Regions from separate parts of the Mus musculus genome. Here all the other regions are linked to region 1. A link is a loop called in an ENCODE intact Hi-C map of the cell type or tissue named here. Cell type or tissue: left cerebral cortex. All regions are shown on one strand.

Evidence for each region. Peaks named below come from ENCODE experiments on the same cell type or tissue, not always from the same donor. Only the 100,000 strongest peaks of a DNase experiment are listed, where the experiment ranks them.
Region 2: it touches region 1 in a loop (2.2-fold over the local background); 2 of 42 quality-filtered maps call a loop at or near these places.
Region 3: it touches region 1 in a loop (2.5-fold over the local background); 2 of 42 quality-filtered maps call a loop at or near these places.
Region 4: a loop joins it to region 1, with 2.1 times the contacts of the local background. A loop is called at or near these places in 2 of 42 quality-filtered maps.
Region 5: it touches region 1 in a loop (2.0-fold over the local background); 2 of 42 quality-filtered maps call a loop at or near these places.
Region 6: it touches region 1 in a loop (7-fold over the local background); 3 of 42 quality-filtered maps call a loop at or near these places.

What each region holds. Positions count from the first base shown.
Region 1 is chr7:57,588,013-57,593,012 of GRCm38, reverse strand. Gabrb3 (gamma-aminobutyric acid (GABA) A receptor, subunit beta 3) reads right to left here and starts at 1,840. Exons shown (of 9, transcript NM_008071.3): 1 at 1,658-1,840; 2 at 1,441-1,532; 3 at 1,175-1,242. The coding sequence starts at 1,737. It also overlaps a transcript of Gabra5 not described here. In left cerebral cortex, a CTCF peak has its summit at 1,953; DNase peaks (open chromatin) are centred at 1,919, 2,226, 2,396, 2,984 and 1 more place; H3K4me3 peaks cover 3,060 bases; H3K27ac peaks cover 2,406 bases.
Region 2 is chr7:57,643,489-57,648,488 of GRCm38, reverse strand. The region is part of intron 3 of Gabrb3 (gamma-aminobutyric acid (GABA) A receptor, subunit beta 3); the gene reads right to left. Among named protein-coding and RNA genes, the nearest start is that of Gabrb3, 55 kb to the right of the region's middle. In left cerebral cortex, no CTCF peak of the experiment used is centred here; DNase peaks (open chromatin) are centred at 924 and 2,899; H3K27ac peaks cover 770 bases.
Region 3 is chr7:57,824,404-57,829,403 of GRCm38, reverse strand. Gabrb3 (gamma-aminobutyric acid (GABA) A receptor, subunit beta 3) reads right to left here. Exons shown (of 9, transcript NM_008071.3): 9 at 602-4,986. The coding sequence ends at 4,645. Among named protein-coding and RNA genes, the nearest start is that of Gm23911, 180 kb to the left of the region's middle. In left cerebral cortex, no CTCF peak of the experiment used is centred here; a DNase peak (open chromatin) is centred at 3,113.
Region 4 is chr7:57,789,131-57,794,130 of GRCm38, reverse strand. It overlaps Gabrb3 (gamma-aminobutyric acid (GABA) A receptor, subunit beta 3), which reads right to left. Exons shown (of 9, transcript NM_008071.3): 6 at 1,502-1,639. Among named protein-coding and RNA genes, the nearest start is that of Gabrb3, 200 kb to the right of the region's middle. In left cerebral cortex, a CTCF peak has its summit at 3,018; a DNase peak (open chromatin) is centred at 3,943.
Region 5 is chr7:57,803,487-57,808,486 of GRCm38, reverse strand. All of the region lies in intron 6 of Gabrb3 (gamma-aminobutyric acid (GABA) A receptor, subunit beta 3), which reads right to left. Among named protein-coding and RNA genes, the nearest start is that of Gm23911, 200 kb to the left of the region's middle. In left cerebral cortex, no CTCF peak of the experiment used is centred here; a DNase peak (open chromatin) is centred at 1,892.
Region 6 is chr7:58,395,601-58,400,600 of GRCm38, reverse strand. n-TEttc7 (a tRNA gene) reads right to left here and starts at 1,286; the gene lies at 1,215-1,286. In left cerebral cortex, no CTCF peak of the experiment used is centred here; DNase peaks (open chromatin) are centred at 1,349, 1,814 and 2,227; H3K4me3 peaks cover 2,093 bases; H3K27ac peaks cover 2,177 bases.

The sequences.
Region 1 (5,000 bases):
TCCTATAAACCTCAAAATTTATTTATTTAAACATAAATCTTATAATGCTTAAAGAAAATTATTCTCATTTATTTGTACAAATTATAGCTCTATAATTTATAGAAAAGTTTCTCAAAATATTGTGCACAAAACACCTGTTTTAAAATAACTTGAGCTACTGTCCTTAAGTGTGAATACCCCGGCACTCCACTCTAGCTCATGTCTGTCAGAACTCCTTGGACTGAGTCACTGGAGAGTATGAGTTGAGAGCAAGTTTGCCCATGTGATTCCAATGTACATCACGTTAATAAGAAAAACATACAAACTCATATTCTCAGCATTGTTTGACCAAAAGAAAAGTTGCCAAATGATTGTTCTAGAAAAATATTGCTTCCAAACACCCATTCTTAGAATTTTTATAGTTCCACTTAACAGAAAAATGAAACCTGTTTCCTAAAGTCAAGGCATCACTTAGCTACTTATTTTCTGGCGCATTAAGGGGGGAGGGGGAGCACCGTCTCAGCCTGTAGGGCTACTGATCTCCTCTTTCCACATGTCAGAATATTGACTCTTGTCAGCACATACATAAACCCTGACACTGGAATGCCAATCTTCCAGAGCCCAGGCAAAGCCTCCCTCCAGAGCGCGGGTCAGGGATCCGTCAGCACCTAGGACAGCGCCCGGCGGAGGAAGCCGGGCCTCTAAACAGAGGCTGAGGCTGGGACACCCACCAAAGAAGCCTCTAGACACATACTACAACCACTTGCTCTTCTCTCCTGCGATCCGCAGCTCTTTCCAAATGACAACAAAGGAAATCCTAAGTACCTTTCACCTGGGGATGCAAGCCGCCCCCACACCCAGTCTCTCTTCACAGCGCTCAGCGCCTGTTGCTAAGGGAAGGGAGAAAGCACTCTGGAAGCCTCGCGACCAGGTGACAGCTCTCCTGAAATGCCTGGGTGCATCGGGTAGCGCTGAGGATCCGGACTCTGGGCCAGTCTAGGACCCCGCGACAGGCCCGGCGCCCACGAGCGTGCAGGGAACAGGGCGGGCAGGAGCCCAACGCCAGAGAGCGCGGCTTCCCCTGCGGGCCAGGAAGCCAAGGCCGGTTCGGGCCTCCAGCCCAACAGGGGAGATTTGTATGGGCCCAGGCGGCCGGATAGGGCCTGGGACAGCTTGGGGAAGCGCAGGCACTCACCATGTTGACTTCAGAAACCATGTCGATGCTGGCGATGTCGATGTTCATCCCCACGCAGACTGGGGGACCTGCGGGAAGCGCAGCACACCGTGATCAGCCAGGCTCCAGCAGGGGGTACGGGTGGCTCTGAGGATTGGGGGGTTCGCAAAGGACCACCCACCCCACCCCGCTGCAGCTCCGCGGAGGCCGCCCCCGCCTCCCTCTCCACCCAGACCGCCAACACGGTGGATCGCGCTTCCCGCAGCGGTCGCGCGCATCCCACTTACCCCCGAAGTCGGGTCTCAGGCGAATGTCGTAGCCTTTCAACAGCTTGTCGACCGTCTCCTTCACAAAGGACATGTTCCCGGGGTCGTTTACGCTGAAGGAGGGGCACATGGCACAGAGAACAGGGTCAGGCAGCGGCTCACCCGCCAGCGCCCGGCGCGCACACAGCGCGCCAGCTCGCGCCCGGCCCGCTTCCCGTCAACCCACCAGCGACCCTACCTCTGAGCGCAGCAAACCACCGCCACCAGCACCGGGGCCGAGAAGATGCCGAAAAGCCTTCCTCCCGCAAAGCCCCACATCCCTTCGCCGCGCCCCGGCACGGGGGAGGGGGCGCCCCGCCGCCGTCGCGACCCGCAGCCGGGGCTGCTGCTGCTGCTGCCGCCACCGCCGCCGCGCTGGCCCGGAGCGGAGGAGGCGGAGGGGGAGGGGGAGGAGAGCAGGGGGGAGGAGCGGGCCGGGAGGGAGGAGCCCTGGCGCGGGTGCGCTGGGCGGGCGGAGGCGGGGGCGGAGCCGGACAAGAACAGCACCCGCCCCCTATGGGTCCGCGGTCGCTCCGGGGCGCCGGCGCCCTCCCAAGCCGCGGCAGCGGCCGCACCGGACTCCCGGGGAAGGGCTTGCGTGCGGCCGCAGATCCGCGCTGGACACTGCGGGCGAGGGCCACGACTGCGTGGCGCCTTGCAGGGCGGGGGATGGGCCACGGAGCCAAGTCCTCAGAGCTTGCAACGGCCGGGCGAAGGATGGGGCCCGGAGTGCAACGCACCGGCACCAGGGACATAGGAAGTGCTCCACATCCCTCGCCCTATCCCACCCTCCACCTTCAACCCCCGCCCTGCTCAGCGGGAGAGCCAGTGGGCTTCACACCGAGCCTTGGCGCTCTGCCTGGTCCGGATCCAAGCTGCAGAGCTCTGAGGTAGCCTCATCCTCACCTGCTGGGCTCAGATCCTCGCGTCCCCAGGGTCCAGGAAAGCCAGATTGGCAGCAGCAGGGCCTGGAGCCCGGAGCACATGGCGCTGCTCCTCTAGCCTAACCTGAGTGGGAACTGCTCCACTCTACCGTCACTGAGCTAGGAACCAACGGCGACGTGGGGATCCCCGCCTCCCCCTACCCCGCCCCTACCCCCACCCGCGGGCTTTCCCGCCTGACCCATCTTCCAGCCCTTTGCATGGCGGCAAGATTATCTATTTATCAAATATGACTATGAAAAGCAGTCTCCTTAAGCTGTGCCTCTCCTGCAAAACCAAGTGAGTGCCGAATCCTTCCTGCTCACATAAACGCATTCATAATGAACCGCAAAGAGAAATCTTGTCGAAAAACTGCAATTCAAGCCACACTTAAGAGACCCTAGCTTGTCATTATGAAGATGAGAAATAATGTGCCTTTTCTGGTGCAGACCAGATACATCCACCCTTATTTGAAGGTAAATATCTTTGTTTTCCTTGTGACAGGACTCCATTCTTTAGTAGTCATTAGAAAACTGCTGGAATATTGGTCAAAAACAAGCACCAGTTGGTACACACTCTGATTTTATATCGCCACTGTTCACTCGCTAGTGCACATTCCACCTGTACATCACTAGAGTACACCCACTGGTGCTTGCCCCACCCGTGTGTCACTATTGTACACCTAAGGAGTGCCTACTCTCCTGTAGACACGGGTTGCCTGTTTTTCTATAGTTAAACCATGCGTCAAACAGGGAGCCCCACAAATCAGGTCTGTTTCTAATTTCTTTAGTTTAGGCGTCCAGGATGCGGTGAGTGCATAGTAATATATGACTATTTTCCAGTATTGGCTCGGTTTTTTTCTCCTATATCTTTTTTTTTTCTGTTACCAGATTAATGTAGGTAAATATCTAAATCTAGACTTTTATTCTCAAGCTGGCATTTTTTATGTGTGCATTAATTTTAAATATCTCTGCTTTTCTGAAAATCAGCAGTTTTATTTATAGAACTGTAGATGTGACTGCATTACCTGGAAGGTTCAGAGATAAATATAGCTCCCTAATTATTTTCTGGAAAAGTCTATTCATAAGTGCTTTGTATTCTGTGTCCTGATAGTGTGCACTAGAACTGTCTGCAAAGTGGCACCTTCATCGAGACACACATTTTTGGTTAACCAGTCTCCTGTTTGCATGTACTAACTTTAGGGATATATCCTGCTGGGAACCATCACTATGAAAAATAAATAATGATCAGAAGAGCACATGTGAACCAGCTAACGCCATTGCAGGGCCTTGTCTTCCTCCCTACTGGTTTAAATGTTCTATAGCTGGCAGAAGAGCATTACTAGTCATTGTGGTCCGCCTTCGATCTCGTTCCATCTCTTTCTGGGGTTGTCAGTCTCATAAATCACCAGCTGTTACCCTAGCACCTAACTCTTCAGCAGCTCTGATCAACCTTAGATGGGAGCAGGCTGTCAGTTTCCTATCTTGGCCATGTTCTCAACTGATGAGGAAAGAGTACAAAATACTTCCTGCTCCAAATGGCCCTACTCGAAAATCCAGCAAGTCAGTGGTCCTAGGATGGATCTTCGGCCAACTGAAAGAAGAGGCCAATATTGGCCACTTCTTATTGCCTCTTAAGAAGAGTGGCTCAGTCTCTCAAAGCAGATCCTATGAGCTATACCTCCCAGCTCCTCAGATGCAACTTGGCCTGGTGCTGGCAAATCCTCCTGTTCTCCCTTTCCAGGTCTCAATCCCTTTTCCTTCCACTCCTGTTTTCATGGCTGCTGCACAACTTAATACCGAAGTACCATTTACATTTTGCCTGGGGATATGTTTTCTGGATATCTGGGCTAAGTCTGGAACCACCTGGTAAATCATTAAAAATACCACTTTAAAATAAATCATCTTAAAAGAGGAAAAACTTTAAAAACACACACTCATGTAACCACTGCAATTCAAGTTACATGGGCCAAGGATGTGCTCACCCTCTTGGTCACTGCAGTAACTTCCTTCTGCTCTTGGCCCACTTTATAAGGTATGCCAAAAGGCTGGGTGAACACTGAGCACTACAGACCATGTCCTTCTCTGTTGCTGAAGTTCCTAAAACCAAGAATTTGTCACACCTTGATTAACTGGGTGATGATGTGTTGCCAATTCAGGAGGAACTGAGCCAATGTGTCATGAGTATTGGTCATTTTTCTAAGTCGTATAATATAAATCATTTAGGAAACAAAATGGGGAGCATCAGACTTAAGTGCAAAGGACTATGGGAGGCTTCAAAGAGCACAAACTGAAAGTAAGGAAACCAAATCAATTCACCTGTACTAATCACTTCCTTGCTCTATAGCTTATCTTCTTGTTTCTGGGTTGGAACAATGCTCATTCATGACAAAATATATTGTTTCTTATTCTTGTGTATTAATTGTACAAAATAGTGAGTTTCATGTTGGCATCATGTGACTTTTATTTAATCATGACCATTAAGACAATATGACTTTAGGAGTCCACATTGGGTAAATGTTCATGACAAGAAAAGGGGGGCAAATGGCAGTTTGTGCACAGCTAAGCAGCTTGAAGCAGGCTAGGATTCCTTGCTATCTAGATCCTCAGGTGGAGGGTTGG
Region 2 (5,000 bases), 55 kb before region 1:
TGTTCATTTGGTACAAATCTATTACTCAAAAATGACTGTAGCTGGTCTTCCATGCAAGTCCTGTCAACTGTGTGCAGGTGATATGGGAGATGGGAAAGTGAAGAGAAAGCAAAGGCTGGGCACCGTTCCCAAGCACTGACCTTGGGAAGGCAGGGCAGAGGCTCCTTGCTTTTAGAGCATCACAGATTGCTTAACAGTAGAGTAGACCCATGAGCTAGAGCACAGCTGAATAAGCAGGCAGGGAAGCAGTGCCATGTAAGTTGCAGAGAAAGTTGGCAGCAGGATACAGAGTTCAGAAACACCACAGACTACCAACCAGGACCCATCGCGGCAGGTGGAGGTCATTGCCAGAGCGAAGATGGGGTGAGGAGTCCTTTGAATTGAGGAAGAGTGTGTTCAGTTTTGACAGTGCTCAGCGTGGTACAGCAGAGAGAAGAGAATAACTAGAGTTGAGCTGCATTTGTAGAAACAAGGAAGTGGCCAGAGGACAGCGAGGGGAAGAACACAGTGAAACCTTTTTGATGCTTTCTTGTGTGGCTGTGCAGAGTCCAGGCACAGAGAGGACTATAGCACTCTGAGCAAAACAGGCTGGGAAGGGAGTGAGGAGGCCTAACGGAGGGAGGATACAAAGGTCTGAGCAGCAATGCTAGTACACAAATCACTAAGTCACTATGAGAAATTGGGCATCTCTGCTAGCCTTCAGTGAAGCACTCTTCAGGGCTGTGGCAGGAGAGATGGTCCAAAAAATGATCATGGCATGAAGGATAAAGGAAGGCTCAGTAATGTAACTGCTGTCAGGGATACCGAGCAGCTACTGGCCATCTCAGGGATGGGGCTGGTTTGAGTGGTGTTTGTTAGCAAGAGACAGAATGAGCATCTAGGGAAGATGATCATACTGTTTCTACCCATGAAGTGGGTAGGAAGAGGAGGATGTCCTGCTCTAACTTGAGCGCTGACTGTGTGGGCTCAGATGCAGTGGCAAGCTATCCAGCATCCACTCAAGAGCCCTTCACACCAGCAAAGATGCTGCAACTACAGCAGTGTCCTAAACAGGAGAGAAGGCACAGGAGCCTGGATCAAAGAGGGCTGTTGCAGGGAGAGAGAATGGGAAATGGAAAGAACCTTCTAGTATTCATCTTACTGTGGAGGGGCTGAGATTATTGACACGGGCACTGTGGCCCAGAAGGAAACTCTAACACATGCAAGTGGCAGGTACAATGATAATAATTGTCGACTTATTCTTCCGTTCCAACACCCAGAAAGCTCAGCAAAGGAAGATGTGTGGGATATCTTCAGCAATTTTCTTAATCACTGCAGCATGCTGCTTCTCTTCTACAGAGAGCTCTAAAGTAACCTCAACCTTTAGAGATGCTATGAGGAAGAAGGAGCAAACCATGTAGAAGCCTCAGTATGATGACTAATATATGATATATACCTGAAGTCTCAGAATGATGAGTAATATATGATATATACCTAGCACTGCCAAATACCTTGCACTAGTATCATTTTCACCTACTTTTCAAATAGTCTTGGCTCAGAAATATTTGGTAAAGTGTTCAGGGACAAATATAAAATCCACATAAAATTCTGTTTTTAAATGATTTTAAGAAAAAAAGAAAAACACTCATTACGTGCCTCAAGATGATAAAATACTTCTCAAAAAGGGAGCCGGTGAAAATGCACTTATCTGTACAATAGCCACATAGAAAAGTGAAGTGCCTAATAGCTGGATGGGATGGCCTGTGAGGACCCAGGTGAAGCGACTCAGAAGTCACACAGGTGAGCTGGAGAAAAAATGCCAATGTTCTCCCAGATCAGCAAGCTTCCAGTATCTTCCATTCAGAGAGCACAGGAAGGATAAATGGTGGAAGTCAGGAGCTAGCTATTAAAGAAGCCAGAAAAATCTAGGAGAAGCATTAAAGGGTATGGCTTGAAGCCACTGTTTCTGTGGCAAAGTCAACTATGCGTCTGTAAGCTTCTCAGATACATCTCTAAGATCTGTAAAGGGGACAGAATGATAGGATGCTTTGCAGGAAATGTTTCTTCTTGAAGCTGTCTGTAGGATATGCTACATTCCTGAAGATCTCAACCATGTAATATGACTTGAATAGACACACCCAATTGTGACCATAAGTCCTTGAGTGGCAAATCAGGAACTAGATGCATATGGCTAGATGCAGCTGGTGTTTTATGGTAAACACATCATAAAATAAGGGCCCCTTATTAACATTATTCTCTTACCAATACTGATCTAACAGAAAATTCTCCTGAGATAAGGACAGAAATAGAAATGTACTATAGCTATCAGTATTCACATGGGGTTAGAATTAGATGATGTGATTCCCTTATGATAAACAGGTTATTCCAGTGTGCTTATGTTGAAAGACCTTCGTTACCATATGTGAAATGGTGTCTTTGCTAATAAACATTAAAATGTCCTCTGCCTAGCATTTGGGTGTTCCTTATGCAACTTCAGCATTCTGCAGACTACTTTGAAAGTTATAGTCCTGATACACGTTCCAGACACAAATCCCCAGATGCACTGTGAACAGGCCATAAGAACAAAAGCCACTGTGGAGGCTGGTTTTCAGTTGAATGACAAGCTGAGCCTACAGGAATTCCCATACCTCCTAATCAAATATATGCAACCTAGGCTCCACATCCACAGATCAATATTATAACTCATGGGAAGGAAACAGGAAAGCCTCATCTTCACATTGCTAAGACAGTGATTGATTTTTTTTCTCCTAAAGGCGCAGAGGGTACAAACTGCAAAAACAGCTTCTAGCAACTCAATGCAACTTGCTCACCACCTTCCCACTGAGCCAAGTTGTGTGTAAAGGCTGCACTATCCAAAAGCAGGAAATCCACCCTCAGTGCTGAGGAAAGGGTGTCTATCAAAGCAGGTACAATAAGGATCTGCATGTTGCTTGCTGAGGAGGGTGCATTCAAGTTCATGCTCACTAAGAGTGTCAAAAGCTATGGAAAACTGTCACCTATGTCTTCCTACTGCAGTGCAGCATGACTGTCCTCTTGCTCTGGTCCATGCATGGCCATGTGGCACATAGCAACAATTCAGTCCATCTCACGTACAATCGTGGCTTTTCAGATAGCACACCCTACAGAGTCACAGCAGTGTATTCACACAAGAACAGAATCATCTAATAGCAAATTTCTCACAACTTACCACGCCAGTAAATGGGATACCATGATAACTTATCCTCATAGCTGCCTTGGAAAATACATGCCTAGACATCTTTGAAATTGTCCACAGTCTCCAAATGATTAAGTTCAAATCTTACCTCTGCTCTTCTAGCCGTGAAACCTGCCAACAGATCTTGCTGCTTGGCCTCTTGTCACAGCTTGTCTTACAAATCAACTTACAAATCTCAAATCTCTTCTCCCCTACGCCCCGTAGGGCCTCCATTCTTTCCCACTACCACCTTTGTCTCCTTAAATGACACAACTCTTAGTATCATCTTTGTGTCCATTCAGCTCTAGACAAACATGAAGCTTTCAGTTCTGATAGTATCACTGCTAAGCTTTTTGTTTGCTTGCTTGCTTGTTTGTTTGTTTGTTTGTTTGAAGACAGTGTTTCTCTGTGTAGCCCTGGCTGTCTTGGAACTCACTATGTAGAGCAGGTTAGCCTTGAATTCAAGAGATATCCCTGCCTCTACTTCTTGAGACCTGGAATGAAAGGCATGTGCCACCAATGCCCAAGCCTTCTGAGCTTCTAATCCTGAAAGACCTCAAAGGCCATATGGATATGGGGCTAACCTCATACCCTAGCACTTTAGGCACTCCTTTGTTACCCTATCAGGCAGGCTGTGGATTACAGCAGATATTGTCAGAGCTGGCTTTCTGTTTCTATGACTGAACATAATGGACCAGGCAGGTGATAAAATAGAAAGGTTTATTCAGCTCATGGTTCTATAGGATAGAATTTAAAAAGCATGCCACTTGGATTTTGCTCAGTGACTGGTAGGGCCTTCGTGACTCATAAAAATATGAGGAAGGGCACCACATGTGAGTCAGGCTTGTAATCTCTGATACTTCAGTCTAATGCATTCTGAAACCCTACCCTTATGCCTTCATTGTTCCCAGTTGCCTCTCCAAAACATAACTTCTCAATATCATAAACTTAAAAAGTCAGGATTTAAGCATCCAACACATGACTACAAAATGTCATAACAAACTGCCCTCTGCCTCTGGTCTGAACAATTTCTACTTAGTAAGGCTCAGATCTGAAACTCTGCTGCTGTGGTGGTTGTTGTTGTTAAGACATCTCTCAGGACTGTTAATTAGACAAAGGATTGTCTTCTCCCACACCCGAAGATCTTTCTTTATCTCCCAGAATATATGTCAAGATTTCAAGCTGCTTCTTTGGTGTTTATTGCACTCCCTAGTTGTGAACTCGCCTGCTGTCTTGTCAGGCAGAGGCCTCTTGCAAGCACAATAGGTCTTCCTTTTCTGAGTTGGTATCCCATTAGTTCAGCAGACATATGTAATATTCTATAGGCACATCCAAGCATGCTAAAGGTAGACATTTCACAAGACTAAATGGGGTTGCCCATTAATCATTTTGAATGCTAAGTCCCCAATTACACAAACCTATGCATTTCTTCCAACCACACTGGAAAAAATGAAAGATCCCAAAATTGTCCCATAATAACCATCTATAGCAGTATTTCATTTAGTGATCTTTTCTGGAAGTTCTTAGTCCTATATATACCAAAACAAAACAAGATTGTGATGGTATTCCCTTGAAGACCTAGTCCTAGCAAAAAGCAAGAATGAGCAAAGGGAGCATCATGACAGCATCATGACAGCTTCAAAACAAAGCATGCTGACATTGCAAAATATGCGCAATGTGTTTTGTACTTACTGGTGCATTGATCCATGGATTGTCTTCAGCTGGTGGTAACAGTCTACCCTTCTTCCCTGATGGGAGTCTTTGAGTGTTTGTAGCTACTTTAAATTTCAGAACACCATTCGCCACC
Region 3 (5,000 bases), 240 kb before region 1:
ACCAGGACACTGCATCAAATGTCCCTCATATTTTTCCCAACTACTTTACTCCCAGTTGCTATGCATGAGTGTACACCCACTGAGCTGATCAGCCCCACCTTGCTAAGAGCATTATGAGACCCCTGGGATCTTTGAGAGCAGTACATGTCTCTTGATAACCTGTCTGCATGGAGATGCCCATAGTTTGCATGCATTCATTCATTTGCTCACTCAGTTGTTCAGTCCATGATATCATCTCACTTTCACACTAGAAAGGCAACAAGAGATTGTTCCATAGCTTTTAATATAAAAATGTGTAGGCCCTAAAACACTAGAATAGATTATATCTGTATGATTAGTTGTTTTCTGAAGTTCCAAGCTAAATTGTGACTTTTCTTTATTACTAGAAACTGAACCTAGATCCTTACATAAAATTACATAAATCTTGATTTTTCCTTTTTCAAAAGAAACAATTTAACTCTTCTCTTAAGCGGTCAACTTGGGGCTCCAAATTCATTTTCCTTTCACATAACCTAAATGGACATGTGTACTTAAACAAGGTTGGATTAAAAAAGTATTCATTAACAGATGGAAAGGAAGAGAAAAAAAATCAGTCTTCACATTTATCAGTTAGTCCTTTTTTAATAAATTTGAATTCATTCAACAAGTTTCATATTGTATCTGTCACTCAATTTTGCTGTTTTTTTTTTCATGTCAAATAATACCAAAAAATTACATCAATGTGCTTAAGCAAAACCGGGTTTAAGTTTAATCTTTACAATGAAATGAAATCGACGGGAATACCAATCAGGACAGCAACCGCCTATTCCTACGAGAACAATCCTGTACTTACCTTGAACACATCTACTGACTTGGGAAGTAGAAAAATGAGTCACGAATGACATGTTTGTGGGCCGTCCCTAGGAGAGCTATGGTGCATGAGCCACTCTGGGAGGTCACTTACAAGGTGAGGGGGATTTAGTCATTCAGGAAAACATGGCACCTTTCAATGCAGTAGAAGAGGTAATCAGTCCAAGGTACACTCACCAGTGTCCTGGGAAATTTACTCCACCAGGGCAGTTCTTTGCCCAAAGAGTCAATGTTACTGTGATGGAAAGTTCACACTGACATGAAGTCAGAGTTCATTCCAAAAGTAACAAAATATTTTACCATTGGTTCAGTTGGCTTACAGAAAATGGCCAGAAATATGAACTCTTTTTATTTTTAGGTGGAGGGTTAAAATATGAATTATAGTAGGCTTATGCTTTTAAGCAAGGAGATTCAACAATGGACACATCTTTTCAGAATGTGTTTCCGTGGTTCAAACACCTACAGCTACAATGTGCCTGACCCCTCTGAGATGATCTCATTGGTGAAATTGTCAACTCCGTGTTTCAAAACAAGAGAACTGCTTTTGATGGGAACAACTGAAGATGTCCCCGTGTTGGCATCAAAACACACAATACTGCAGATGGACATGTCACTTAAAGCCTAGTGGGAACATTATTATGATATACTCTTTAGTTCATTTGAGATTCAGGGGCAGTGAGGGTGTCACGGCATTGGCAACACAACCACTCAACTGTCCCGGGATTGGTGAGCAGGAGTGACTTTCATTCAATTAAAGATAATTCCACTCTGGTGAGTCTTTTTTCTGCTGGGACTGATAGAGAAGGGCTACTGAATTGTCACAGACATATCTGGAAATGACTAATAAAGGGCTGTCATCAAGGCGTCAACACCATGGGCCCTCTGCGAAGCATTTCGTTTTGGAAAGACAGTACTATTGAGAAAACTAAAGGTTTATTGAATTGGTGAGAAGCTAAAATTTTCTGTTCTTAAGAGCTCTGGACATGGGTAACAGCCACCTCCATTCAGAGGTCCTGGTGGAATCCCTCTGTACCCTCACTTACTGACTCAAATGGCTGCTGTAAAGTTACTAGAGGCTACTTTCCTAGATAGGGATCAGAACCCACTCTTCTGCTAACACAGCCAGACTTCTCTTCTCAACACTTCTCCTAGCTTTAAAAAATAGAGAAGCCATAACATAAGTTATTAGAAGAAAAATATTTTTCTTCTGAAATGGAATAAAGCAAACACATACCCAAGGATCTTAGAAAGGATTTTTTTTTTACAGAATACATGTATGTATTTGTGTATGTGTGTGTATGTGTATGTATGTATGTATGTATGTATGTATGTGTGTGTAATTACAAATATTACTTAGAGTCTAGCTACTATGGTAACTTCATTACAGTGTCTATAAAGTTGTGGATCCCAGTCTTGGTGCCAAATGCATATAAAAAGCTCAAAAGCTATTATGACTATACCATGCAAATTTTTATCCAGAGATTCCCCGGGAGTGCACTGCTGCTCTTCTGAGCCCTGCGGGGTCTCTGCCTTGATATGTGGGTATCTCAACTATGCATCAAAAAAGCTCTGAGTCACTTCCCCAGAAAAACAAGTCACAGTTCTGAGTATAATAAATTATCAGCCAGTGACTGTTTCTGCCACACTGCTTGCATTTTGGAGTTCCTTGTCTACCTGTGGCACTTACACCTTGAGTTACAGGATACAGAGAGAGATACCTGAATTATTGAAAGGGATAAGGTCTTTGCAAACATTTGTATTCTTTTAACATGTTACAATGATAAGGCCACTTACAGAATTTTTTTTTAAATCTAACTTTTTGTCTCCTCCCACTGTTACCCATGGGGGGAAAAAAACTCCAGAGAAAAGCCAAATGGCAAAATTCACAGGCTCATCTCCAGATAGAAAATAAAACAAAGGAGCAGTGATGTAAAGAAGACTTAGCAGATAAGAATGGGGGAGGCAAAGGGTATAAAAATCAGTAACTGTCCCTCACACGGATTTTGTGGATTTAGGTTTTATTTAATATTAGGTTTTGAACAGTCAGACTCCCACATATTAGAGATTGCAATGGCCACCGAAAAATCAAGTAGTGTCAGTCCATGGTGACTGTCCACATGCCTCCTGGGGAGGGTGGTGGTGCTGCCTGCCTATGTGGAAAAACGATGGCGCCAGACTTGAAGGTGCCGCGTGTGTGGGATTTGGGGGTTATTAATTTAGCAGTTCTTTACTGCTTGTCGTTTTTTATCCTGTCTTCCAAATGCTTCGCTGTGACACCCGTTTACATAACTGCAGTCGGTTTATGGATGCCTGTGATAGAAATAGTTTACAAAAAATATATCATCTTTGTTTTTCTTTAGAAAGAGCTCATCTAAATACTAAGTTAAGGTTGCATCTATGAAACCGGTGCACCTTGTCTTGTTTCTACGAGCTTTAAAAAGTCCAAATCCTGATGAGGCTGTGGATCAGAAGGAACCAAAAGAGACTATTTGTGTCAGGTTGCTCTCCTTGCCTCAGAAACGGTCATGGGTTGTTGTGTGGTGTGTAGACTGGAAGTGTTCCTGCAGAATTCTAGTCAGTCTAGGAGGAGCTGGGTGTGCTTATGAGATATGTCAGTACATAAATAAAGGCTGTGAAGATTTTTAAGTTTCCAAAAGTGAACAGTAGAAACATTTTAGATTCAATCCTAACTTCTAGATAACAGAAAATAGTTACATCACAGAATGAAAAATATGACGTTGCATGCTGCCATGATAGCAAGCAGAAGAAACAAAATCTTGGTAATATATGTAGGTATGCATATTATGCAAATATATTTATATTAACATACAATGTTATAAGAATGGTAACATAACTGCAAGGGGGAAACCACTCTAGATGGTTTTACCTTAGAGTAACAAAGAACCTGAGACGTCTATGCTTCCAGTTAAATAGCAGACCTAGAAATCTGGATGAGATGTGGAGCACACTTCTAGCGATTGAATGTCATTATCAAAATGTGCCACTGTGTTCCCACATGACAGTTAAGCTGGACCCACTTAATGTTAACAGAAATCTCCCATGTATATGGGATGGTGGAGTACTTAAAACGGGACACCGTTTATTCCCAGTGAGTTTTTCAAGATGACTATTCAGACACCAGCGTAGGAGCTACCTACCAGTAAGAGTCAGGTAAGTGCACTGCCAGTGACTCATCTCATATGCTAACCCACTACAGAAAAACACACCTGATGAAACAAGCCCATCACAGAGAAGCCAACAAGCCTCGGTTGCAAACTGAGAGGGTATGAGGTGTACAACTACGGCTGTGGGAGTTCCCAAAGATTAACTAAGAATTCCTTTTGGATTTTTAAGCGAAAATATCTAACTTATGATAATAAAAGACACACTTTGGGATGACTGTGTTTCACGCCCTCATTCTTGAGGCATAATATTTAGATACTTGTCCCTTTCAATTAAAAAAAGAAAGAAAAAGCTATGAGTTTCTTTAATATGCATCCTGTGTTAAATTGTCCATAGTTGCAAAATGTATGGTATGTATGCGTATTTGTTTTATGTACACAGATACTCTTATCTGTGTCCTTGAACATATACACATACATTCTCATATACACGTGTATTTTATATATATGCTGAGAAAGTTCACATATATATACACAATTGTGTGTGTGTCCGTGTGTGTGTGTGTGCGTATGTGTGTGTGTGTTTGTATGTGTACTGGTATAAAAACTTGACAGGCAGGGTAATATTTCACTCAGTGTTAAATGAAGTCTTTGAAAAATCAAGTACAGTCACTCAGTTAACATAGTACAGCCAGTAAACTAAATTGAAGAGAGAAAAGGTGAATGGAAACACGATGCGGGACCATCTGTCTATGGCATTCACATCGGTTAGATCAGGGATTTTGATTTTGAGCTGTGAAGACCTCCTCCGTAGGTGGGTCTTCTTGTGCGGGATGCTTCTGTCTCCCATGTACCGCCCATGCCCTTCCTTGGGCATGCTCTGTTTCCTATACTGGATTCCTGAGTTGTCAAAGGATATTGCTGAATTCCTGGTGTCACCAACGCTGCCTGCAACCTCATTCATTTCATTGTGAACATCCATCGGTGCTAATAGGATATTCCCGTGAGCATCCACCTAATGGGAAGAAA
Region 4 (5,000 bases), 200 kb before region 1:
AGTCTTCGGTTAACAGGTTTTGGTCACAAAGGCAACTTTGTTGACAAATGCAGACATGGGCAGGATCTCTCTGCTGTGGAAATACTACCAGCATACTTTGAGCAGACCCTTTGCATATAAGGCTTGGGGCAAAGAAAGGATGACATCTCAATTTTATACATAATAAATGAACCATTTTCTTCAATGCATCAGAGTAGTTTTCCTGATTGTGCACACATGATCCTAAGCCTTAGATCTTGATTTTTCTCACACCCCACACAAAGTATATCTGCACAGATCTGCAGACCACAGTTCATCGATACTGCATGCAGACAAAACTGACTTAAAATTTCAAGCTTCTGTCTCCACTAACATTGGCTCGTAGAAGACAGGTTGGAGAGGGGAGATACAGGTAAAATCTTTGAGTCATTGTGCAGGTACTCAATGACTAATGCTCCAATCTCAGGCAGGAAGTAAGCCGGGGGGAGAGCTGCACATGCTGCGAATAGGACCAGTCCCTCTTGGGGATATGCATTCTTGATATCAAGGGAAGCATAAGCTGTGGGTGGAAATGGAAGTGGATTGTGAAGGTATACAGCAACAACATAACCCAGCCAGGATAGCTGTGGCAGTAGGAACAGGGCAGAGTGCCTCCTAGAAAAAAGCAGCATGAAGGTGAAATGAAGCAGACCTAGGAAGCAGAAGAGACAACAGTCACCCACAGGTACTACGCAGATGGCAAAGGGCCAGTTTCCTTAATGCCATCACACCCTGAGACTGATTTATAGCTGTTGGTGTTTGTTTAAATGTACAGACATTTCTGCTTTCCTTTAGCATTTTTAACACTGTTTGTGCACATGGCTATTCTCTAGTTTGGAAAACACTTCGATTTATCATCTGAATTATCATGCAGAGCATGTGCCAAGAATGAAAAGCAACTGAGATATCACCCCAGACATCAAATATGTGTGACAGAAATGTAATCAAATCTCAGCAGGCACAGACAGAGAGCAGAAGATATCTTCTCTGTTTCTGGGTAGCTGGATAACAATGGTGGTGAAGCTCAGGCCATGGCAACCTTAACCAGACAGCATTCAGAGAAGACCATGTTGGGTGCGGAGAGCAGCATGGACCACTGTTGTCCTGGATCACCAAAGCTAAACTAAGCCCAGGAAGTAAAAAAGGTGGCAGCTTTTAGGGGAACATCTATCATTCCTGCCCTTATTAGCTCCAAGGCCATCCAGTCTCTTCTCTAACCAAGGATGGACTATTGTGTATGATATTAAGTAGGAATCAGCTACTTTCTCATCCACTGTCTTATCTTCCACAGCATACACTGGGGAGTGTCTCATTATCAGGTGGTCTAATCTTATCATAGGTACAAATGCTTTTTACATACACACTGCATGTGATGGTCAATTTCTGACAATACGTGGAAGCCAGCCAACATGCACTTCACTATGAGACCATACTGTCAATGCATCGAGCATCTTAAAAGGACTAAAAGTGGACACAGGATCACCTGTGGCGAAGACAACATTCCTGGAGACCAGACGGTGCTCTACAATGGAGAACTGTGGGAGCTCGATCCTTTCCACGCCAGTGACAGCCTTGTCCCCGCCACGCCAGTAAAATTCAATGTCATCCGTAGTGTAGCCATCTACCAGGAGAGAGAAGCAGGAACATGGTGGATAGGAGGCACTGTGACTAAATTGCAATGTATAGCCCAAGAAATTATTTTTGTTGAAGGGAAGTAATGGCTCTATTAGATTTAAAGAATTCAATGTGCACGTCTGTAAGGAATGAAAATAAAGTAGCTTTCAGGTGTCTCTGTGTTACCTCAGCAGTGTGCTTTGTGCCAGGATGGTCCTGAAAGGCAGAGAACTGGAGCTGTGGGAGATGAGAGCTTGGACCAGAGTGACATTATAAACAATCATGCGTGAGGATTTCCATACAATTTTTATTTTCTAGATATTTTCTTTATTTACATTTCAAATGCTATCCTGAAAGTTTCCTATATCCTCCCCCTGCCCTGCTCTCCTACCTACCCACTCCCACTTCTTGGCTCTGGTGTTCTATACTGGAGCATATAAAGTTTGCAATACCAAGGGGCCTCTCTTCTCAATGGTGGCTGACTAGGCCATCTTCTGCTACATATGCAGCTAGAGGCATGAGCTCTGGGGTTACTGGTTAGTTCATATTGTTGTTCCACCTATAGGTTTGCAGACCCCTTCAGGTCCTTGGGTACTTTCTCTAGCTGCTCCATTGGGGGCCCTGTGTTCCATCCTATAGATGACTGTGAGCATCCACTTTTCCACACATCTTTGCAGCACGAGTATGATGCCAGGGTAAAGAAAGTATGGAGATTAAGAAATAGCTATAGAGAGTAAGGGCCAGCTTTCCCCATCAGAGTCTAGTGGCAAGAGTTCTTTTAAAGTGCCTGCCTATTTTAGAAACGCCCTTTGCTGGGAGACTCCTGGCCCAAATACACTGGCATAGGTATCCTCACAAAGAGAGTGAGAATGAGAGAATCAATGAGAAACAAAGCACTGTCTTATCTCGCCACCCAGGAGTCACCCAGAAGATCACAACAGATTGTCCATTTATTTCCAGCTCTCTTTGTATTTTTTTTTATTTTTTTTTTGTTTCTATTCTTCCCCTCTTCTTTTGTCACTCCTCCCTTCTTCCTTTACTTCTTCCTCTATCCTCCCTTTCTCCCTTTCAACCTTCTCTCTACCCTGACTTCTTCCCCATTCCTCCCCTTACTTCCTTTCTTCCGTGTCTCCTTGATTCTCCCTTGAGTCAGATCTCATGACTGAACACCAGATGACCTATACCATCTGCTAAGTGCTGGGATCACAGACCATCAGATCCAATTCAATTTTTCAATTACATCAATAAGATAGAAATCTGATTTAAAACCTATCATTGCAATGCAATAGAATTTTGTACTTGAACACATACAAAACAAATGTATCCAGTGCTTTCATGGCCCAGGACGTTAGTTTCTGCAATGTTCTGTCCCTAGAGCAATCTGCTGTGCTTTGGATAAACCACAGGGTGGCATCTCCCATTTAGCACAGTGTGGCATCTCCCATTTAGCACCTCTTTCTGTCCTCCTGACCTGACAATCCCTTCCCTAATAAAATACTCACCTGATTACATCACTCCTTTATATAAAGCCCTCAACGGCTTTCTACTCAATGGAAAAATAAGCTCAAACTTCTCACAAAGACCTCAGGAACTTACAAGAGGAACTCCAATGTGATGTTCCTCTCTCTCCCATTATCAGGCCAGGTCTGCATCTCTCTTACTCCTCAGAGCAGCTCCTGTGCCTAGACAAGCTGTGTCCTCTGCAGGAATCCTTTTCAGGTGTTCAAATAGCCCATCCTCCTCTAGGTCACAAGGTTTACTGAAAGCTTCCTGCAGAAGTTTTCCATGAGATCCCATCTCCTGCCCAACCCCACAATCACCCTAATTTTTTGTCTTTTCAAAACACTTAATGCTTATTCTGCCTGTTTCACATTCCTCTAGATCATGTACTTTAGGTTGGAAAGCATTTTGCCTCTGTGCTATATGCCCCTGTACTTATGACAGTTCATGCACAGAGACAGAGTGCAGCTCTATGGTAGAGTGCTTGTTTCACACATTTGAAGCCCTGGATTTAATCCCAGAAACAGAAAACAAAATCAAAGCTAAACATCAATGCTGGCATACAGGAACCCTGCAAAGTAGGTGAGGGATGATAAATTAATGGATCAACAAATTTATACTCAGCTGGAAAACAAAGATGCCACTTTTCCACTCTACTCCCAGTGCATAGAAGTCAGCAGAAAGGAATTCTCTGCTTGTCCTCATACACTTTCAGCCTGGAATTCTGCAGGACAAGTCATCCCTTACCCAAGAAATCTCTTTTGCCCAACAGCTGCTAGATTCAGGTCACACTGCAATAATGAGTGTGTGTGCAGAGGTGTGTGCAGGCAGTTGGAGATGAAGCTGCTTCCTAAAGGAAAGCTTGCATTCACTTCCTAAAATGTCCATAGTCTCAGCAGAGCCATGGCCTCTATCCAAACAGAAGACATTAGACGTCCTAGGTTAATCCTAGGAACTGTAGGGATCACCATCTTTCCTCTGAGCCTTTTAAAGCTCCATGGCCAGTGTCCTCAAAAGCTCCAATTTTGCATCATTGGATGTGACTTTACATTCCTTATCTCTGAATTCACAGATGTCAGGAAGCATGGGCATCATTATAGCAAAGGGAACAGTGTGGTCAGCTGTGGCCCCAACTCTGTACTCCCTCATGCTACTTAAGCTTCATACACCCCCAACCACAAATACTTCTTCTAGTAACACCAAAAAAGCAAATTCACTTAACCACCCAAATCTCAGTAGAACACCAGTTGAGATTAAAAATAAACCAGGCTGCCATAGACTCAGTACAAACACTTGTTGAAACTAGTAATGAGGCAGTGTGTGACAGGTCAGGATCAATAGGCGGCACTGTTCAGGTGGCAGGAGGCACATCTTCTTGTTAGATGTTAGCAATGCAGCTTCAATTCTCCCGTAGAAGTACACAGCACTGAATTATCAATAAGGCATCTGAACACTCCTAAATTGGAGAAAATTGCCAAGATGCAGAAATGGCCAGCTTGTAAGGCTACGATTCTGATGGGAAATGAGTTTCACTCCAACTGCCAAGGGTCTCAGCAGTCCAGCCACTCAAGCATGATGAAGCAGATTGTAAGAAAATTGCATCTCAGTGTTTGCTCTGTTCTTGCTGAATGGTTTGAGATGGAGGACATTTGTTTTCTTCTATTTCAGCACAGAAAACAGGCTATCTAATCAGATTAGAATAAAGTACTCTTTTATACTGAGTTATATACACACAGACATACACACACTACTGTCTTTCAATCGTTTTGCTTCTCTCTCTCTCTCTCTCTCTCTCTCTCTCTCTCTCTCTCTGAGTGTGTGTGTGTGTTCACAGTAACATTGGAAAGAGTTAATTCTCTAATACTTTA
Region 5 (5,000 bases), 220 kb before region 1:
GCCTCTACATGAGCGTGTCAGTGTCCAGTCAAGGATATTGTCACTGTCTCCATATTTGTCTATTACTTCCTGACTGCAGATTCATAGCCACTGTCTTTAGGAGATTCCCTTCCCCTGGCTATAATGCAAGTTCTTGACCCAATTCAATTTACATGAATCCTTATTATATGTTCCGTCCACATGTCAGTGATGATCTTCCTGAATTGTCCTTGTTAAAATATAATTACCCATATTGACCAAAATTAGATCTCTGTTGGCAGGCATACGTTCTCCAAGATGCTCGTCAAGCAAGGAAATTGCAACGCTGAGCAAAAGCCTGCATTACAACCCAGGATCCATGCACCCACATACAGATGGGTAAAAAAACAAACAAACAAAAAAAAAAACAAAAAAAAAAAACATTTCGTTCATTCTCTGGACTCTGTAATTGAGTTTAATATACAAAGCATTCAATAGCTTCACTGTGTCTCAGTTTGAAATCACATGACCTCCATAAGATCTTAATGAGGTCATTTCAATGTTGACACTTAGATGGTGATTTGATGTCAGTGTCTGATCATGACATCTATACATTGCTTTCCTTTTTTCCTATATTGTAGGTGAATTAGCCTTTGTTTCAGTCAGCACATGGCAGTGACAAACACCCCAAATCCCAGTAGTTTATAGCAATGAGATCTTTTTAGTGCTTTCTGTGCAAAAATTGTGGGATGCTATGATGAGGTGCCACATATACTTACCACCTGTTTCACTGGCCACGCCTCATTGTCAACCTTTACATCATGAGAGTGAGAATGTTTAGTCCTCTTCCAGGAAAGAGCAAGAAGTATTTTTAAGTGCAATGAAATTTACCACATTTCTCAAATTTGATTTTCCCCATCAGATTTCTTAACATTTTCTAAAGTACAACTTAAAACAAAACAAAACAAAACAAAAACAATACAAACTCAAGCTAACACACAGGAAGTGTAAAACCACTGAAATTGTTTGAAAATCCGCCCTCAGCCAGCATGAGAGATTACAGAATGACAGAACCAAGTTCTCCAAGATCACCAGAAACTTTTAGGAAGACAATATTAATCCTGTTTAAAAAACACATCAATATTTAGAAATTTGCCAAGACACAGAATTTATAATTAAGATGATCTATTTTTGTAATATATCTATCTAGCAAATACATTCTGTTTTGAAAAAGAACACAATTTTTCAAAAGCCATTTTAGCATTTAGTCAGGTGTGAGAAGTGAGCAGAGAATAGTAGAAGCATGAAGAAAGCAATCTCCAAGGACTCCTGACTCAGTCTCTGACAAAGGCAGCCTAGGCAAGTCCGAGCAAGACTGGGCAATACTAGAAACATACTCCATTAGACATGGTCAGGAGCGAGATTTAGTGATTTGTGTTTCCCACACAATGAAATCAAATATGCATGAATGACTACGTTTCTTTGGATAAGGAAAAAAGAAGACGCTAGGAATAAGATTCCTGGATACTAGTAAACTTAAGAATTCTGAGAGATAACAGCTATTCCAAGTAAATAGTAGCCTTCTGCTAGTACATATGCATCTTATAGAGTATAAAGGTCCTCATCTAACTCTGACAGACCATGGCATGATATTGACAGGGCTAAACTCCCTATAACATGCTGTATCTGTGGGGGAATTAACAAGGAGTCATAGCCAATGGCTAATAATTTAAAAATAAAAAGCATTGAGTACCCTTCAAAACAGCACAAGAACCTCCAAGATGACAACAGAAATGCAGATCTCTGGTCTGGAGCCTGTGTGCCAATGCAGATACAGGCAGGTCCTCAGTAGATGCTGAGTCAACAGGCAGAGGTGCAGTCTCTGCACAGCATAATGTTCCGAGTCAGGGCTTGCTTGGCAAAAGTATCCAGCAAAGATGATGATCTCAACCCTTTTTCCCTGGAGGCATTGAGAGCCATGCCAAAACCAGGCTCTGGACCTCCGATTCTCCTAAATTTACACCACTCTCTAGGCATCAATATTTTTGAAGATCTCATTAAAAATGCGCACATACACTGTCAAGCTAGTGTTGTAGATGGATAGCAGCCACTCCAGTGTATCTGTAGAATAACAAGATAATATTTCTGTAGCTGATGTGGAGTGATCCAGGCACTTATACCTCTTCCTTTTCCAGGCAGCTGCTAAAGGTCTCTCATCACTGCCTTCTGGAAAGAGCACCAGGGCTATTTTTGGGTCCTTTGTCACACTATCTTATTCACTTGTAATTTACCTTTGACTTTGTAATATAGCCCCACGTTAAAAATTCTGTGATTTTTAGTACAATATGCATACCTGAAGTTCCAGCACTCAGCAGGAGGTCGAAGGTCAACCTAAACTTAACACAATCACAACTTACAAAAAAGGAAGGAGGGGAAAGGGTGACTAATTTCCTTCTCTCATTCCTAGTCACTTCAATATATGCTGATAAAGATCTATGAAAGAGAGGAAAGGAAATGTGTGAAATGGAAGAGAGAGAAAAGGGAAACAGAACTCAAGTTGAAAATGTACCTCGAGCAGACTGAATGTCCTTGTAGTCTTACAGAGTAAAGGTGTGCTTTGGCTAGCTTCCTAGTTTACTCGGATTATTCCTGCTTATGCTGTCCAATCTCATAGGCCCTCTGTTTCCGTAAGCACAATATCAAGACATTAATACTACTACAAATAGAAGAAAATGTGATGTTATAATTCATTAAAATAAAAAACCATTATGGTGGAAATGATTACCACCTAGGAAGTAAAAATATAAGCCTAAGGATAGAAACAAATATTTATAAGGCATATATTTGATATCCAGAACATATGAAGGATGCCTACTCCTCCTCAAAAATATCCCAGACAAATAACCAAATAAAAAGTTGGGGGGAGGTTTAAAATAGACGTTTTTCTAAAGAAAGTGGACACAGGGAAGAGATTCTCAGCTAGATTTTTCATCAGAAAAACGTAAGTCAAATGCACAATAAGAAACCACTTCATTACTACTAGGAGAGTTATAGTCAAACGACAGTGTAGACTGGGTACGGTATGAAGAAATTAGATTTTGTACATGTTGCGGGTGTCAGTATAAAATACCTGGATCACTTCAGAAAACGGTTTGAAAGTTTTAAAGCATCACACCAACTAATAAACATGTGAATTCACTGTTTGACACAATAAAAATATGTCTATGCATTATCAAATTAAAATCACAGTGTAAGGCATGGGATACCTCCTTACATGTTTTTGGTCAGGGAGGTCTCCAAAACAACTATTGCCTTTAGTTACCCAGCATAACTACATCATAAGAACTATGACTAAGGAAATTAAACACTTTGGTGACAGGACACAGAGAAATCAATTTCAAGTCTATTGAGAAATGTCCTCTCTTGTGTTCATAGCGTCAGAAGATGCTGGGCAGGCTGAAAAAAAAAATTCTTGGTCTTAGCCAGCACTGGCTACAATCATGGAATACATGCTACAATGCTCACCTGCTTGGAACAGTCTTCCCATTGGTGTTGTAGCAGCACAGCTATTATTGGGTAAATAACTGCTTTCTGTTTTCATTATGCTTATACCTATAAACTTGGTTGGCAGCAATCAATACAGAGATGAAAAACTGATCAAAGTGCTGAAAGAAGAGACTGAGGGCTCAGCCCTAGATGTGATACCTCCATTAATCCCAACACCACTAAAACTCAAGAGTTGCCAAAGAAGGGACAGGAGGAAAAGGAAGAGCTGGAGGGTTGGAGGAGTGCTGTGGAATGATGCATTCTGGACTGGTGTGCATGGTTATCATATTAATAAACTCACAGAAGCTGTGGTCATATAAAAGACCTACATAAGACTATGGCAGTTAAAATCCCAGTATAGATGGTATGGGTGATCTAAAGGCTGCATCCCTTAGTAAAGAACTATTGACAGGTGGTAACAACTAAATAGAATCATTATTTTGTGATATGGTCACTGATAACTTTTTCATGCTCCAGTGTGTGGCTTCAAACCTATACACACCCTGGCAGTACTAATTAGACTTAGTGAGTAATGAAAAATAAAAAATATATTAAGCTGTATGAGAGACATTTTGGAGGAAGTACAATGGGTACTAGAGGGGGAGAAGGGTCAATGTTATCATATTTCATTATGTACATGTCAGAAATCATCAAATAAAAATTATTTAAAAATAAATTATCATATTGCAGTAAATGAATGTAAATGAATAAATAGAAAAAAATGTCCACAGCAAAACATGTACACAAATGTTGATATCAATCTCATTCTAAATAGCCCCCAGGTGGAAATAACTAAAATTAATTGGTCAATGGATGAGAAGTACCAAGTCTATTCATAAAATAGGATAGTATTCAGCAGTAAAATGTAATAAAAAATGAGATACAGTGCACCATGCGTGCCAAAGAAAGCTTAGTTGAAAACAGCCACTTGTAAAGAACTCTATTGTGTGACTCCATTTACACTAAGTGCATGGAATAAGCACACACAGAGAAAAGGGAAGTAGGTTAGTGACTGGGCCTGGGAAAATTACTGCCCAAAACTACATGGTTTCACTGAGGCGTAGTAAAATTTAAACTTGATTGTGTTCAAGGATTCAAAAGCCTACAGATACATAAAATACCACTGAATTGTAGACTTTTAATGGGTGAATTATATTGTATATGAATATCTCAATAAATCAACTGATAAAAAGGAGAAAATCTGCTATGTGTCTACTACTGGGAATTACATGCCTTAACTGATAGCAATATATTATATTGCCAATAAATACATATTCTTTTTTTCCTTACTTTTCTTTTTGTAATCAAAGTGCTCTTATCATTGAGAATGTTTAGACATAATTGTTAGAGTCTGAAAGGTAACCCCAGTAGATGCATGTAGATAAATACTCTTATAAGGATATAGGGTAATGAGTTTTTGAAAACCTCTGGCTTCTACAGTGAGACATATGTCAGGACCTCCTGAAGGCAAGTGATTTCACAGCAGCACACTCAGA
Region 6 (5,000 bases), 810 kb before region 1:
GTGGATCTGGAAGGAGTTAGGGTGAGGAGTTAGGGCGAATATGACAAAAATACATTGCACGAAGTTCTTTGAGAATTAATAATATATTTTTTAAAAAAGAATTTGTCTAATGTCACATGATGTACAATTGCTAAAGCAATAATTTGCAAATTACTCGAATGATCTTTATAGGTATATTTTATGTGGACTTCTAAGCAAGCTGAAAATGTAGAATTAGTATCCAGTTAAAGGACGAAAGTACTATCTTTGTTTGATAATGTAACTTCTCCAAAAACTCTTATCTCTGCCATTCATGCTGTTGGTCTATGAATGGTCTGGAGTCTTCTTGGTCCAGATTTCTGTTTTATTATGCAGTGGTTCTCAACTTGTAGGTTGGGACCCATCTGGGGTTTGAACAGTCCTTTCACTGGGATCGCATATCAAATACCCTAATATCAGATATTAGCATTACAGTTCACAACAGTAGCAAAATTACAATTATGAGGTAGCAATGAAATAACTTTATGGTTGGGGGTTGCCACAACATGAAGAACTGTATTAAAGGGTCACAGTATTAGGACGATTGAGAACCACTGCATTAAGGCAAGCAACTGGAGCATGGTGCGGTTGGTTACAAGGTTTACCTAAGCTCTACGAATAGCACAGGGATTGGTTCAAACATTGAAACAATTGCACGTATGCACTAACACATGCAGGCTTGGGTTACCATGGCAAACACGCAAGTTGGATTTGTTTGCAGCATTGAAGATTTCAAGGTCTCCCACTTCTGAAAATATGGCTTTGCTTGGAAGCTTGAGCCTAACTAAAACTGTAATTCTACCCAGAGACTGCTTCCATGCCTGTTTCCTGTAAGTTATTAGGCAAAGTGTGAGGAGATGAATAAATGAATGTGGCCTCTCCAGTTGCCTTTTGTATTACTCTGCACTTGTCCATAAAGTTGTTTCTTCTGGGAGTTTGCTTTCTTAGTATCTCAGCCTTTGCGATTCCCCTTCACAAAGCTTCTTTCCAAAGAAAGCAGGGCTCCAACTGGGCAGGTCCTGAAAGGTGGTTCCTCTGTTCACTGATAGTGTTTCTAAGTTTTTCACTTCGTAACAACTGGCCATAGGGGACTAAGGACCAGGGAATTTTTCAGAATCTAACAGCTTGACCACTGTTTGTATGTCATACTGTGAAACGCTGAGCACGTCACAAGAAAAAAAAAAAAAAAGCTGCTGTTCCCACACCGGGAGTCGAACCCGGGCCGCCTGGGTGAAAACCAGGAATCCTAACCGCTAGACCATGTGGGAACTGACGAAAACAACTTCTAGTTTAAGTCTGTTGAATCATTCAAAGCTGCTTCCGTCTCTAGCGCCCCGCCCTGCGTTTCGGCAGGCTGTCTTTGCGCCTGCGCGGCAGTACTGAGTCCTCAGTCCCTGCAGTGCTGGAGGCATTGTCTCTGTACGCGCGGCTTTGCGGATCTTGGTGGCTCTGCTCTTTGGCGTTGCATACAGCTCACATCCAACCCTCAGACTTGCCTCTCTTTCTAAACCTCGGCTATACCCTCTGCAGTGCAGTAGGAGAAACAATAGTTTAATGGATCAGCACACTGGTGCTGAGAAAGGGTAGGTCAGGAGCCTTGTCCTCAGGGTTTGGTGCTGAGACTGTTAGACTGGCTTTTCCAAATACAGGTTAGATCGCCATTTTCACTGTTTGATTTTTCATTCATTGAGATTAAATGAAACTCTGAACTAAAATGAAATGAATGAAATCCCCAAATAAGGGCTGTTTTGCACAAAGGGCCTTTGAAGTTCTATTTTAAGATCTGACGTAGATCGCCTTATGTTATTGAAGGGAGGAGGGCATTTAATCTCTGACAATAATAGAATCTCAGATGTCTGCACCGTGAAAGAATCCATAATACTCGCAAGCATTGCTGGGAAGATGCCTCTATAAAGAAGTCAACAAGCAACAAAAGTACTGTAAAACGTTCATTATACACTTAGCATTACAAAGAGCATGAGCGGGGAGTGAGGAGGGCAGGAGTCAGAGGAAGGCTAAAAAGAGACAGTTCTTACTGGATACGGAGAAGGTACTGTTAATACCATAGAGTTACATTTTAATTGATTGATAAAACTAATTGGTTCTAGAATTCTGGGTTAATTTCTGAACCTGGGGATGCTAGATACACTCTACCACAAGTAATAGGCCCACACAACAATTTAAAACAGGCTAAAATACTCCTGTCAAGAAGAGCGACAGAGGATGGAAATATACAGCCTCCAGAAAAGGCATACACTTAACCCAGAGTTTTCAATTCAGCATTCCCTATGGAGACCTGTGGCAGTCACATTTAGGAAGGATTGTTGGGGAGTTGGGTGACTTCTGGTAGCAGCAAATAGTGAACAGGTATTTGGGAAGTCTGGGTCTTTGGCTTGCTTCTGTTTTTCAAAGACAGAATAAGGCCATTTATTTACCCTCCGCACAAATGAGTTAGAATGACATGCTTTTCCTGCCGTGCCTTGTAGTCACTGCGGAAAGCCAGCTACCATGCAGAGGTTTTCTTTCCCAGCTTTCATTTCTGCTAGGCTGTGAAAGGCTATGCGATAGGTTGGTGTAGACTCCAGACCGCCTGCTCAGGAAGGCAGTTGTATTGTTTCTTTCTCTGTTGGTCAACTGTCTGAACACAGTAGACTGAGGCCCAGGAGATCCCAGAAAGCACAAAACAGAGAGTGGGATTTTTCTGGAATCACAGTACCTAAGCAACGTGTGGTACTCAGTATGCTGGTGTAGTTGCAAATCAAGTTTTAGTGCATGAAATAATTGAAAATTTGGGCCTATTTGTTAATAATACTTCAATAGCTTCCTCTAATAAGGAAAATCATTATGAAAAGTAATAGAATTTTTTACTAGCTGGTGGACTTTTGGGTGAGGAGACTGAACATCGAGAAAGAAGACTTGAAAAATTAAGAACAAGGCAGTAATACCCTGTATTTCTAGTTTCCCTCCTTTATTGGATACTTGGATACTGGGAATGGGTTTTGTGTATGTGTGTGTGGGTAGTGGTATAGAGTTCATTATATAGCCTAGCCTGGTCTTCAACTCATAGTCTTCTTGCCTCAACCTCCTAAGTGAACTTTAACAATAGAATTTAGACCTAAGAAACATTTAGGTCTGAAAAAATGACCCGTACTTTTAAAGCCTAAACCTTAAACCCATCCACAGTATTTTTGTTTGCTTTGTTTTCCCCAAATCTTCTTGCTCATGGAGCTAGTAAAATTCCTGCAGGAGACTTTCCTGTGTTAAGCCCATGACACAAATGTATTGAAATACTATGAAAATAATAAAAATGTAGAAAACAGTGTTTTCATAGAGGAATGGGTTATTCCATGATGATGAACATTCTGAGTAAAACGGTCATGGAGAGCTACTGACTATGTAGGCTATATGTGCTGCACTGCCTTTTACTAGTGGAATCATCTGGAAGTGAGTAGAGAGAATGATGTGGAGAGTGCAGTGGCTCCAGCAGTTTGAGGCTTCCAAAGGTTCACTGTGATTGCCACAGTGCTGGTCCTGGGCTATTGGAAGATTGGGTCTTTGAGAAGTGGGGTCTAGAGAGAGGCCTGTACTGACTGTGTGTCAACTTGACACAAGCTGGAGTTATCACAGAAAAAGGAGCTCAGTTAAGGAGATGCCTTCATGAGATCCAGCTGTAAGGCATTTTCCCAATTAATGATCAAGGGGGAAGGGCCTATTGGGGATAGTGTCCTCCCTGGGCTGGTAGTCTTGGTTCTATAAAAAAGCAAGCTGGGCAAGTCAGGGGAAGCAAGCCAGTAAGTAACATCCCTCCATTGCCTCTGTATCAGCTCCTGCTTCCTGACCTACTTGAGTTCCAGTCCTGACTTCCTTTGGTGATAGACAGCAATATGGAAATGTAAGCTGAATAAACCCTTTCCTCCCCAACTTGCTCCTTGATCATGATGTTTGTGCAGGAATAGAAACCCTAAGACAAAGCCCTATGTTCTTATGAGTACCTTCAGAAAATAGTTCTCCTTCCCAAAATGGGCAGTTATGAAAGCTTCTTTAAACTTGTTGTTAAAGATGGAATCATTTGCTCACTCATGAGACCCTACAATCATGGGTTTTTTTGTTTGTTTGTTTGTTTTGTTTACTTGGTTTTTGTTTGTTTGGTTGGTTTTTTTGCCATGACATGATGACATCTGTGGAGCTGAAGCCAGGGCCATGACTTCTGCCTTCTGGATTACCCTTTCTTTATGAATTGCCTGCAAAAAGCATAGTTCATTATGGTAGTATGAAGATCACTAATATGTGTGTATAAGCATTCCCTGTGTTTTGGAGTCTAGTACCACTGACAGAAGTCCTCATTTTTGAAAGGTAACTATTCATCTGAATTTCCCTCAGTAATGAAGTACAGTTGCTGTGAGAGCATTGAGTCATGCTGACAGTGAGCTTGTAGTCTTATGCCTGAAGTGAAGGAGGCACTGACTCCACGCCAGCGGTTAGTGAGCACAGCTGTCCCTGAACGTTCTACCTAAGTCATCTGTTGTTTGTCTCCCTTAGCTACTGGGCAGGCGACAGGCAGACACAACACCTCTAGTTTTGGATATGTGGCTGATCTACTTTCCAGCTACTTTTGGAATAAGGATGTTACCTGTGTTGTGCTGTTGTTCATGAGTTGGGCCCTGTACTTTGTGAAGGTTCTTGCCCCAGAAAGCTAGACTGACTTGTTTATGTGTACACAGCCAACACTTGGGAGAGTGGCAGGGCAGATCCTGCGTTCTGTCTATTTGTGCTTCTTGCTTTCTCTTTGACATTCACTGGAATCCAGTGACCTGATCTTTTCATTGGTACTTATTTGATGACTCCCGAGGCTTATATTTCTCACCATTTCCACCATGAAAACATTAAACCCCTAAAACACAGCACAGTCACCCTCAAGGTAAAAGCCATAACTGATTTCCTACCTTGTCCATGCAAGAACACAGCACAGTATTCAGCACATG